2 separate regions of the Homo sapiens genome follow, and region 2 is linked to region 1. Evidence: chromatin contacts called from ENCODE Hi-C or POLR2A ChIA-PET data. All regions are on one chromosome and are shown on one strand. Each heading gives the region's core, a stretch centred on a gene start or an enhancer-like site at or near the end of the contact. The rest is flanking DNA. Distances are from core to core; before and after follow the strand shown.

Region 1 (6,308 bases), core at 1,700-4,199:
TTTATAACCAAGGCCAGGGAGATGAAAGGGGTATTGACAATATTTGTTGGCATTGGTTGTTGTCTTTGTAACCAGAACTGCCTCTTTTATTCTGTGCTTTTTCTAATTATTTCTGGTTATGATAATGTTTTTCTTTGGCTTCTAGGGGGAAGTATGTAATGATGTTTGTGACAAAAAATAAATGTGATCAACTGGTAAAAACAGCCTGATGTTGTGTCTTCAGTGAATGTTCCCACTAGCCAGGCTGAGCTTAAGGTTAGTGATCCCATGGCACACACAACCTTCAGGTAAAGCCAACAGGGAAGAAACGAATTCAAAACAGTGTAAAATAGTATAGAGCCAGCACTTTCTATTCTATAGAGAGAAGTAACCTCAGAAAAAGACTATGGCAAATGACTAGGGCAACCCCTTATGTCTTCACATCATATTCCATCCTCTATGATGAAAGAGCAAAGTTACTTGAGATTGGAGCATAGTTAGAGGATGGAAAGAAATTTAAGTGTTCCCGTTCAATGCTGCTTTACATACCTGCATTTAAAGGGTCTCAAGACTTTTGACCTGCTGTAATGATTACTGTTCCAGTCTAATTGGTTGACCACTAACATTTGCGACCTACTATACTTACCTGGATAACAGGATCTAAAATAATGGTCCCAAGCCACAGTTTGTCTGTAGGAGCTATTGTGTTACATAATATGTGTGTGCTGAGTTAGTTTGGTGATTCATGTATAACTGATTGTGGTTATAATCTAGTAGGAGATAACCAAAGGCATAGGATTTGGGTCATAGAGTGGAATGAAGAGTCACCATATTCTCTTCTCAAAGATAATTTAGAATCAGAGAAGCCAAGTAAGACATCTTTAGAATCAAACAAACCAAGTAAGAGCAGAGAATCTGTACTAGAGACCAACAGCCTCCAAAAGAGACGACCAAAGTTCTCCCTGACATGTCAGAGACTTGAGAATGAGTGCAATTCATACAAAAGAATTGGCATCCCATGATCCAACCTAAAGACAGAAAGTCAAGTCCTATTTTGTCCACTTACTCTTGTGTGTCCTTGAACAAATTGCTATGGAGACAATAATCTCTGTCTATTTCACACGGCTTTTGTGACAAAGAAAATGTATATGAGAGAGAAACTCTCGCTGTAAAGTATTACAGAACTAAAAAGACTACCTGAATGACCAGAATGTGAAGGAAGGGGAAGCAGCATTTTGAGTATTCCTTTTTTCCAACCAATATATTCCGTTGATCCTAATGACAACTCTGGTGCTCTTAGCTTATTCTTGCCCCACAAGCACAAAGAAACAGATTTAAGGGTGTGGGATAGTTCCCTGAGCCCAGCCTTCCTTACAGGAGGTCCTTAATCCCTTAGGTGGGAACATTTTTTCAGAAAAAGACTCTCCTGAACATTTGCTGACTTTCCCTATGGCCTATTAAGTCTTAAATACATATACTGTGGGGCAGGTCAAACATTCCCTTAAATTCTTTCAGCTTCAGAATTATTTAATGTGACAGTCGCCATGATGGCATAATAGAGCCACCCAATACCCACGCTGACTGGACCTCACCATTCCGCAGCTCTCTTTAGCAGCTTCCTTTAATAGCTTAAATCTACCCCTCAGGAACTCCCAACTTCCCTTTAAATGTGATTAAATTTTGTATTTAATTGTTTAATTATTTTTAAACTAATTTCTGCCTCTAGGTGTATGGTCAACTAAACAATCCAAAAACCATGTAGCTCCACAATAATCAGAAATTCTGGATCCAGTAAAACAAGTCTCCTTTAAGACATGGCTGAATGCTGGAAGAAAGTAAAGAAAGTTCCTGGAGTCAAAGATGAAGTGAGAAGGAAAAATCAGAGCAGTGAGTACGTGCATGTATGCTAGAGCCACTCAGGGTGGGAGTTGCCTGGCTTGGCCACCTAGAGGCTTGGATTAGAATGCTCAGGCCAGGGCAGAATGTGAGGCCTGGAGATACAGAATGCTGGGTGTTGGAACTGCAACCCCTGCAGAAATCCTGGTCTTCAGAAGGGCTATACTCAGAGTGAGGGAATGAATCAGGAAATGCACCCATCGGCTCAGGGAGACAATAAAGGTGATTTTCTATCTCAGTGGTCTGGGCTCTAGGGGAAAAGTTTCCCTTGAGAGTTTGTAATCATGGGTCTGTCATTCCATTGGTTCTGAAAACCTCTAAACTGAGAAATAAACATAAACTGAGGTGGGGGCAGTAATTCCCCTTGGGCAACTAACAGAAACAAGGGCAAAACCTTCCTGATCTAGAGGATTAGGGTTGTCCAGGCCCCTCGGGATTCCCTCCAGCCGTTCCTGCATTTCAAGATGCATGCTCTTAAGCTCTTATTCTCATACTTTTCAGTTCCAATGACCACAACTCTTTCAACAAATTTTTATAGGAGTTTCCAGAAACTTCATCCCGCTCATTTTTTTCTGTGTTCTAACATGTCATGTTTCATTTAAAATGTATCCTTTTCCTCCAGTTCAGACCTAAAGGTAATACACCAGAAATTGTCTAATGTGTGGTATAAAATAGGACCATGATAAAAAAAAACCAAAGTAATAAAAAATTATATTACTGTAATAATTTATTAACGTCATATCACTATAATAAAACTTTTATTATAATAACAACTACAGTTGATATGTCTTATGTGCCAAATACTATGTACTAGACATGCACACTCCTTTTTAATCCTGAGGAAATCCTGGGATAGGTTCTAACACTACCCTCCTTCTACACATGAGGAGAAAGAGGCTTAGTAACTTACCCAGGGTAAAGGAGCTGGGAAGTGGTCACAGAGCTGGCAATGTGTTATCACCAAAGCCAGGATTGAAACCCAGCCCTATCTACCTTCAATGCCCTTGCTTTAAGCCACGAATCCTCCATCTCTCTTAATACTAGTCCTGGTAGGGCTAGTTCCCTTGTTAGTGACTATCACGCGCTTGAAAGTGTTTGAAGCGACCTAATATTCCTAGGATCCTTACTTCTATAAACATTTAAATCACAGTTATTTTTCCCAAAGATAGATTGTCATGGGAGAGGGGAACAAAGACTAATGAGGAAGGCACAGGCAGGAAGCGGGCAGAGGACCAGAAACAAAAGCAAAGATAGGAGTGGGTGGGGACACGGGAAATTTCTTTTGCTTACTTCACAAGCTTACAGCCGACCTGGCCTGGCAGGTGACAAGGTGCCTCTGGATGACACAGCCAGGGATTCTTCTAGGCCAGTTGCTTTTGATTTCTTACATTTTTTTGAAGGTAATACTAGATTTCTGAAACGGCTCTCACCGACGCGCCTTTGTTTCTCCTGGAGCCACGGCTCCTCAGCAGAGGACATTTGTGTTTGGGAAGCCTGCCCCCTCCTGGATTAGTGAAATCTTACAGGCCAGGTTTCCAAGCTCTCCAAAATTAGATCTAGTGTGTGAAAATGTTTAAACTGTCGTTCAGAGATTTGAGGAAAACAAATAATTTCTTTCATATGATTTCCCTGAGATTTTTGGATTCTTCTCATATAAATCTTTAGGTGTATTTTATGGATTTTGAAATAATACCCACCTAAAAATCCTGAAAAAATGTTTTAAGGACCCAAAGAGATAATAATAACAGCAATAATGGTAAACATTATATTCAGTGATTTCTATGTGCCAGCACTGTGCAAAGTACCCTGTGAATAATGCCAGTTGCAGCACTCACCACCACCCCAAGAGACAGGTTCTCTGCATTATTACCCCCCACCTTACAGAAAGCCTCAAAGCAGCAGTCCCCAACTTTTTTTGGCACGAGGGACCATCTTTGTGGAAGACAATTTTTCCACAGACCAGGCAGGGGGTCGGGGTGGGAGTGGTTTCAGGATGAAACTGTTCCACCTCAGATCATCAGGCATTAGATTCTCATAAGGAGTGTGCAACCTAGATCCCTCGCATGCACAGTTCACAATAGGGTTCACGCTCCTATGAGAATCTAATGTCACTTGCTGATCTGACAGGAGGCAGAGCTCAGAGGCAGTAATGCTCATTCTCACCAGCCGCTCACCTACTGCTGTACAATCCCATTCCTAACAGGCCACAGACTGGTACAGGTCCGCAACCATGGGGACCCCTGCAAACTGGAGATCTTCTCTACCACCACCCTCACACACCCAACCACCCGTAGGTTGGGAGCCCCTGAAATTCTTGAACTGTCATGCCATCCTATTGACCACACTTGATTGAATCAGAAATAATCAACCAAGCTGAGTTACTTGGACACTTTCTCCTGGGAATTTGGAAGCAGAATGAAAATAGCCATCAGTCTAGGCTTGTCACTTGAATGGAGGTCATCAAACATCAGGAGCCCACTGTGGAAGAGCATGTGCTGCCACGTGCATGGAGAGGCAGAAAAAGATAACCAGAAGAAAGAGAAAAGAACAAAGGGGAAGCACAGAAAAAAGACAACTTCCCTTTTCTTAGTCCCAGTCCCCCGTGAGGCTCCCCTGCTGGTTACACTGATTTGGCTACTTGAAATAGGTTTGTTTTTGTCTATCAAAAAAAAAAAAGTGTATATAACTAAGTCGTGTGAGCAGTAATATGTAAAAGTGAACCAAATCTACTGTTATAATGGAATAAAATCTGAAGTTAATATGGCACATTGAATGATGTGCATAATTTTATTGTACTCCATGGCAATTAGGCTCTAATAGGGAGCAATTAATGAAAATGACTATAATTATTATCATGTCAACAACGCCAAGCCAAGCAATTCCAAAGTCAGCTGTAGGGAGGAGGAATTAGAGACAGCAGGAAGTTGTTCTGGGGTTCCTCAGAAGAACCTGGGATTTAAAAACCAGGAGACTAAGTCCCCCACCTTGCCGCTCACTTCTCTAGCAACCATCACCCAGGAGGACTCCGGAGGTCCCAGCTAAGAAGCTGTGAGCCTCTAGCTACTCCTCACCACTCTCCTTGCACTACCTCTTCCCTTGCTGCTTCTCCAAAGAGGAGTCCTGAGGATGGTGGGTTGTTGGGGAAGGGCTGCATCTGCTTGAGAGGCTGTCTGTTCCTCAACACTGGATTGGTGAAAGCTGGAGCACAGAGAATTGGAAGCTGTTTTAGAAGAAGTTGCCAGCCTACTTTCCGTGGTGCACACCTCCTTCAGTCTATGTCTACCCTTGGCACAAAGCATCATCAACATGGTCCAGAATAGCTCAGCTGGGATCTGTGTTGAGGATGGCGATGAAATCCTCATGGCAATAAAATGCATGCAATGGCCTGGCTTTGCTCTCTGTTCCATGGGCAGCTGCGGCTAGGAGTGTGACACATGGTTGAGGTAGGACTGGATTGGGTTGTTGAGACTGCTGCATCCCAACCAAATACCATCATCTCAGTCTCTTTTCCACTGACGTACAACTAACAAAGACCCTTCAGAACAGTCAACGAAAGCCAGATCCTAGACATCTGAGTAGTTTGACTTAAAGTAGCCAGCACTTAGAAAAATCCAGTGACTGGAAGTATTCTGTTTTCCTCCTTCCACTAAACCAGTACCTCAGTCTGAACTTCCACCAATTTGTGCATTTGTGTTAGTAAGCAAATAAGTATCAGCTATTTTACATGTATTACTTCCTTGAAAATGGTTGTTTTTTTTTTTGGTTTGGGGGTTAATTAATCTAATTAATTAATTAACTGTGATCCTGGCATAAGAGTAATGGGAATGGTATGGAAAGAACCAAGAAAGGTTTTTCTGGAGTTATTCAGTACACATTAAGTACCATGTGTTAGTCATTGTGTTAGGCCCTGGAGGAAAAAAATCACAAAACAGAGCTCTACTTTTTTTATTTTCAGATGCAGTCTCACCCTGTTGCCCAGGCTGGAATGCAGTGGCACCATCCTGGCTCACCACAACCTCCACCTACTGGGTTCAAGCGATTCTCCTGCCCCAGCCTTCCAAGTAGCTGGGACTACAGGTGTTTCTGTATTTTTAGTAAAGATGGGGTTTCGCCATGTTGGCCAGGGTGGTCTCGAACTCCTGACCTCAGGTAATCCACCTGCCTTGGCCTCCCAAACTGCTGGGATTACAGGTGTGAGCCACCACACCTGGCCAGAACTCTACTCTTCAGGAACTTAGTGCATCAGGTACTCAACAGTAAGTAGCGTGATGACTTAGGGGCAGGAAAAAAGGAGGCTGTTTCTATCTTGGAACATTTTAATAACCTCCGAACATTTTATACGGATAAAGCTGGGTTAAAACAGATATTAAGAGGTGCCTAGGAGAGAAAGGATTGGGGTGGGAACTGGAAGAAAATTGTAGGAAAGGGGAGGG
Region 2 (6,308 bases), core at 1,951-4,450, 290 kb before region 1:
TCAAAGTATGGCATACCACTAAACAAGAAGCTATAAGCAATAATCTCAGTGCTGATGAAATACCTTTATCATCTGAAAAAGTTTTTAATTTATTCTGGGCAATGGACAATGTCAAAGTATATTTCCTTAAATGTCAAAATATAAAGTCCAAATTAGCTTCAAAAAAAATCCCTGAATTGAATTTTTGTTTATATATTTTAATTGATATATAGTAGTTGTACATGTTTTGGGGGTAATGTGTTTTATTTTTGATACTTTTTTTTTTTGATACGATGTGCAATGGTCAAATCAGGGTAACTGGGATATTCATCACCTCAAACATTTTTCTTAGTCCAACCAGTTTCTTAATGTGAATAGTATATAGATGGTCTGCTAGTTACATTGCAGAAAATAAATTCATAACATAGAAGGAGAGAAAAAATTGTTCTGTGGAATGATACCAACTTGTGTAAAAAGGAATTTCTATACCCAGTCTGAAAATTAGGAGATGATTTCTGATGAGATCCAAAACTACCAAGAATGCAGCAACCACAGATTCTCAGCTTTGCTAGTATGAGTTCAGTTGAAAGTAGCAGATAAATAAAGCAAAACAGTGAGAACTAGGCAAACATAAACAGCTGAATTTTTTTTTTCAGACCAAACATTTCTATTTCTTCACCATTTAAATGGAATTCGACTTTTAATTTTTATTTCCTCCTCTTTAAAATTCACAACCTCATGTTCTTTTATGACCTAGGTATACCTAATCCTATGTATAGTCTTTTCCATTCCAATTCCTACATTTCAGAGTTAATTTTATTTAATAGAAAATAAAGTATTAAAGATATATTGAAAAAAACCTCCAAATTTCTACCTGTAAAAGGAGTCTTCATTTTTACCTACTGCTGTGATTTATCCATTACATTACTACCACAGTAAAACACATACATGAGATTGTTACTTTCATGTAACATTCTACTAAATATTTTAAGAATAGTTATAGTTTTTCTCAAAAAGATTGCATGTCATTTTGTCACTTTGATAATTTAATTAAAATATTCTTCTAATATGAGACATTAAGTTCTGCTTTGGATTTGCTATGTTATGTATGTGTATATATTCATATACATTTAGTGAATATCCATCACCTCCACATTATCACAAGTTGTAATAAGCAACTTCACACATTCACACATCCATATTTAGTGTTCCTGTGTAATTTTTTCTTTTTTTTTAGACGGCGTCTCACTCTATTGCCCCAGGCTGGAGTGCAGTGGCAGGATCTCAGCTCAGTGCAACCTCCGCCTACTGGGCTCAAGCAATTCTCCTGCCTCAGCCTCCTGAGTAGCTGGGACTATAGGCGTGTGCCACCAAACCTGGCTACTTTTTTTTTCTGTATTTTCAGTAGATACAGGGTTTCACCATGTTGGCCAGGCTGGTCTTGAACTCCTGACCTCGTGATCCACGCGCTTCAGCCTCCCAAAGTGCTGGGATTACAGGCGTGAGCCACCGTGCCTGGCAATTTTTTATTAAAGATAAGTTCATAGGAGTTGGAGTGCCAGGTCAAAATATAAGAAGATATTTAAGATTATTCTGCATTACTGTGCCACCTTCCAAGGAGGTGGGACCAGCTCACCATACATATGAGCAATTTCAAATTCTTTACTGAATTATGGGATATGAGCTGAAAGCCATTAGTTAGGATAGTCTACATTACTGATTTTAGAGACGAAGCAATTAAATCCAAGAGAGATTAAGAGGCTTGCGTAAAGGTCACAAAGCTGATTAATGGCAGAATTCAATAACCCAGGCGTTCTGACGGCCTCTACAGGGCCTCACAGTCACATTATCCTTGGTTTCTCACTGGCCTTGGAATGCCCTCTCAGATAGAATGCCAGCCACAAGCCAACACAGAAGGAAAATGAGGTAGGGTAAATGAAAGGGACGAGGAGAATCAGAACATATGCAAGAGGGTAGATGTAGGTAGAAGAGGGAAAGGAAGATGCAATAAGCAGCAGCACTGAAGAATTTCCTTTCGTTATTCAAGATCTTTTTGTTGCAGATGTTTACCTATTTGTAAGCATCGAAGCACAGCCAGGACAACGGGTCTTACGGAGTAGGAGGCAGCAACAGAACAGTATTTTTTATGTGAAGGGATGACAATGGACTTACACAAATAATTCCCAGCAGAGACCACCTCTCTTTTCCCATCTTACAGATGAGAAAAATGAGCTTTCAGAGAGCAAAGGTTCCATTAAGTATAATGAGCAGGGTCAAGACTGAAATCTCAATCTTGACTTCCAACTTATCATTCTATACTGATGTGACTTTTAGTTTTCATTAGTAAGGTAAATTTACTAATAAAAAGTTACTTAAACTGCTAGCTTTTTAAAACTTATCTAAGTTGTTGTTGTTGTTATTGTTTTTAACCTAGACAGTCCAAAGACAGCAAAACAGGCTTCCAGTTTTGCTTCGGGCAAGTCAATTCATCTTTCTGAAATTGGTTTTTGTTTTCTGAAATGGGAAATTTGGGATAGGTGATCTTTAGGGTCCCTTCCCAATGTTAGTATTATATATCATGTGCACTTCTTATAGAAGTATTTCATGGGGGTCATTTTCATTAAAACCAAATTTAAAGCCTCCTTAAACAGCAACATAGTCCAAGCAATTTTAAGATTTTTAAAATGACACAGAGAACAAAATCTTAAATGGACTCATATTCTAATGGCTAGACAAATTCTATTTTCAGTCTCAAAATAGGCAAAAAAAATTACAATCTTGTTCCCATTTCAGAAAGATTCCGAACTAAGCAATAAACAAAAGAGAACATCTCAAAGTATGAAACCAGGGAACACTTCGTGGCTTTGTGTGTTGAATTTGAGAACACCGCATGAAGAATGAAAGGCTGCACCTTAGTTAAGGTTGGATTCAGAAAGTCTAAGGGAGTGGGCAAAGGACTCAGTCTGACGGGGCACTCTCAACCACAAGTTTTCACCCAGCAGTTAGTCATGAAGTCAATGTAATGGGGCAACCTTCATGTTTTAAAAATGTAATAAAATAGGTTATAATAAGATTTATCAGAGTACATTTCAGAATGCAGCAATATGAGACAATTGGGCTAGTTATTGAGATACTGCTGCCGGTCTCAGAGCAGAGACTGTGCAAGCCGCACTTCTGCTGGCTTTAAGGAGCTGGTGCCTTGCCAAGTTTAGCTTCTTAGAAGCACTTGAGGAAGGCTGGAAGGCTGCAAGAGGAAGATGGGACTTGCTCCTTTCTGTTTTGCTTCTAGTTCTTGTCATCACGTTCATCCCCTGCCTCCACACCCACCCAGCAGTGCATCTTCACTCCAGCAGTAGCAGTTCATTCCAGCAGCAGCAGCTGGTTCCAATTTGTAGTTTTTCCACATTCCCAGAGCCAAGCCCCTCATGCTCCCTCAGGGACACCAGCTGGTCAGTGTCCCCTTGTCAGAAGTCTTCTCTGGCTCCATGGCTCTTCCTTTGAGCCTCTATGTTCTGTAATCCCCTTGTCCTCACAGTGGCAGTGCCTTCCTGCTATTACTACCTCCACTATACCTCAGTGGGGTGCTAATGGGTGAGGCCCAGTCCTTGAAATGTCTGTTACAAGTCCACAACAACATAAGGAGCTTACACTCGAGGTAAATTAACTGGATCACTAAGCACACTGTTTTCAGCTAACTTTTCTTCATAGATAGACTTTTTCAAAAATCAGGAGGAGCTGCTTTACATTCAGGTGCAAGCTTCTTATCTCATTGCAGACTGGTAGTAAACAGTAGATCAATTTACTTTGAGCAACACAGGCTTGATGGTTCCCTCTGGTTAATGATTCTTTATATTACAGTCACTCCTAAAATTAACTTCTGGGGTTTCTATCTCCTATGGACCCCTGACTGATATTGAAATTAGACATAGGTATATCTTGAGTAACTTTTCTTTTACATACATGCGTGTGTGCGAAATGAATTGTGATACAAAATGTACCACATGTGTCGGGTGTGGTGGCTCACACCTATAATCCCAGCACTTTGGGAGGCCGAGGCAGGCAGATCACCTGAGGTCAGGAGTTCGAGACCAGCCTGGCCAACATGGTGAAATCCCATCTGTACTAAAAATATAAAAATTAGCCTGTCATGGTGGCACAGGCATATAATCCCAGCTACTTGGGAGGCTGAGGCACAAGAATCGTTTGAACCCAGGAGGGGTAGGTTGCAGTGGGCCAAGATTGCACCACTACACTCCAGCCTGGGCGGCAGAGCGAGACTCCATCTCAAAAAACAAACAAACAAACAAACAAAAACCCCACATGATCAGACATGTAGTTTATAAGAAAAAATAGAACCTAGGAAAATGTGTTAATTTGTATGTGTACACTGTCTGCTAGGACTTCAGAGCACCTTAAGTATTTCTAGGTCTTCTTTAACAAAAGTATTTGACTCTGCTAATTATAAGTATGAGCAGACTCTCTTATATACAGCAATTATAGAATAAGATTATATTGTCAGGCTTACTTTCAACTGCTTAAATATTTCCTACCAACACAGCAGTAACTTTACTGAATAGTTCACTAACATGTCTGTAAGGTTGTTCTGTAGTGTCTACTTCCCTATTTTTTAGGGTAGAATAGGTGCTTATTAAACCACCATAGAAAATGAGACACAACAGGCTCATTTGACCTAAAGACAGAAGAAAACCGATCAGTGCAAGCTGTCAGGGATTCTTCTAACAGCACATGTAATAATCCATATTTTTGATTCTAGAAGTAAGAGGCAGCTGTAGCCTCTAACCTCTTAAAATGGATCCACTACACTGGTATTATGAGAATTTTCCTACTGTACTTTTTGGAAGAATCTGAACACAAAGACAAATTTATGCTGTATTGATAGAACTATGTGCTTCTTATTTTCTGAAATTTAAGGTATTCTACAGATTTGAATTACCTTGTTTTGATTATTTCTGATGCAGCATCTTTAATTTTTTTTGTCTCAGTTTAGATTGGGCAAACATATTGTCCATTCCAAGAAAGTTAATAAAAATATTTTTAAAATATACATTAAAAGAAGTATTTAAAGTTCTACAAATAAGCAATAATGATTCAGCTAGGTCAAGCCTGCTACCCAAAGAAGGAAGTCACTCAGAAATCATGCTGAGGTTAGGGCAGTTAGGGTAGGCTTGCCAACTGGAGAGAGCTCTGGAATAAGAAAGAGGAGCATGTGTTTCTTGTCAGGTTCAGCCTTTAATAAACTGTGTGACCTTCTGAATGCCACCTACCCTCTTCTGGATTTCTGCCTCCTGAGCTGTGAAATGAGAGGGTTGGACAAGATGGCTTATGAAGTCCTCCAAAGCTATTTCAGTCAGATGAATTCTATGTATGCATTTCTACTTCGCATTATGAGTAAGACTAAACTACACAGCTCATCAAAAATTGAGTGCTGCTTGGATGGAATTAAAGAAAGAAATTCCCACACAAATTAATTCAACAAGAAGAACAGTGTCTAGTTCTTCTTTCCTTTCCTTTTTTTTTTTATTAAAAAAAAAAAGCATTTGTTATAACCAGAGGCAGTTGAAAGGAAATTGGCATAAAACTGGTCTAGTTTAAGAAAAAATAATTTCCAAGGAAACACTCTACTGACAGTTCCTCTTACTGCCTCGTGCAGACTCACTGAGGACTGGTGGATAAAAATTATTCTCATTCCATTCCATTTGTTTAGGGACAGAGTGAACCAGAGCTAAGCGTCAAAGTGTTTCCTGTTCTGATGACAGATAACCGCATTGCCGTATGAGAGCTAGAGAGGCTATATCCAGCAGGCCTAAAGGAAAAGAGCAAAAACGTGCTCATCCTCTCTTTCCTTTCTCACCAACAAAGCCCCTCACCAACAGAACCAGGCACGAATTCCAAACCTTGACCTTAGTTAACAACCCGACCTTCCCATGAAGCACACCTCCTCCACATCAGCTGAAATTCCATCCAAAGCTGTTTCCTCTTCCAAGGTAGTAAAGTTATAAGCACAAAAGCGCTATAGTCATTCTATTTTTTCTAGATAAGTAAATCTGAAAACTAGAACAGAATTCCAAAATAAGCCGTTTAAACCATGTTTATTTACTCCAGTTGAGAATTTCTTCATACACAGAAACCCCACAGAGTAAAACTCATCCTTCTAAATCGATTCAAATGGCCTCTGGGCCATATGGTCTTATTAAGTGAAAATAAGTGCAGTTACCAAAGGAAAAGACTACAAGTAAAAAACAATCCTCTAAAACAATATGATAATGGGAAACAACCACTATTTATAATAGAATTCACCACAGGCGGAC

Evidence for each region. A loop is a pair of places that touch in the nucleus more often than their neighbours do. ChIA-PET counts read pairs that join two places held with the same protein, here RNA polymerase II (POLR2A). Pooled maps may share reads with other maps.
Region 2: a loop to region 1 is called in a map with no recorded cell type, with 10 times the contacts of the local background. The contact joins two enhancer-like sites. A Hi-C loop is called at or near these places in 3 of 168 maps with a recorded cell type or tissue (Caco-2, HepG2 and naive thymus-derived CD4-positive, alpha-beta T cell), 14 of 37 single-sample maps with no recorded cell type and 16 of 50 pooled maps. POLR2A ChIA-PET finds 5 or more read pairs at or near these places in 1 of 52 experiments (activated CD4-positive, alpha-beta T cell).

Annotation. Positions count from the first base shown.
Region 1 is chr2:168,343,880-168,350,187 of GRCh38, reverse strand. It overlaps LOC105373734 (a long non-coding RNA gene), which reads left to right. Exons shown (of 6, transcript XR_923559.3): 3 at 146-255; 4 at 1,706-1,870; 5 at 5,831-6,308. Among named protein-coding and RNA genes, the nearest start is that of STK39, 99 kb to the right of the region's middle. Within about 2 kb of position 2,949, at least 2 of the 41 ENCODE cell types and tissues checked have a DNase peak (open chromatin) inside an H3K27ac peak, as active enhancers do.
Region 2 is chr2:168,632,388-168,638,695 of GRCh38, reverse strand. The region is part of intron 4 of CERS6 (ceramide synthase 6); the gene reads right to left. Among named protein-coding and RNA genes, the nearest start is that of MIR4774, 53 kb to the right of the region's middle. RefSeq lists an enhancer at 3,151-3,280. Within about 2 kb of position 3,200, at least 13 of the 41 ENCODE cell types and tissues checked have a DNase peak (open chromatin) inside an H3K27ac peak, as active enhancers do.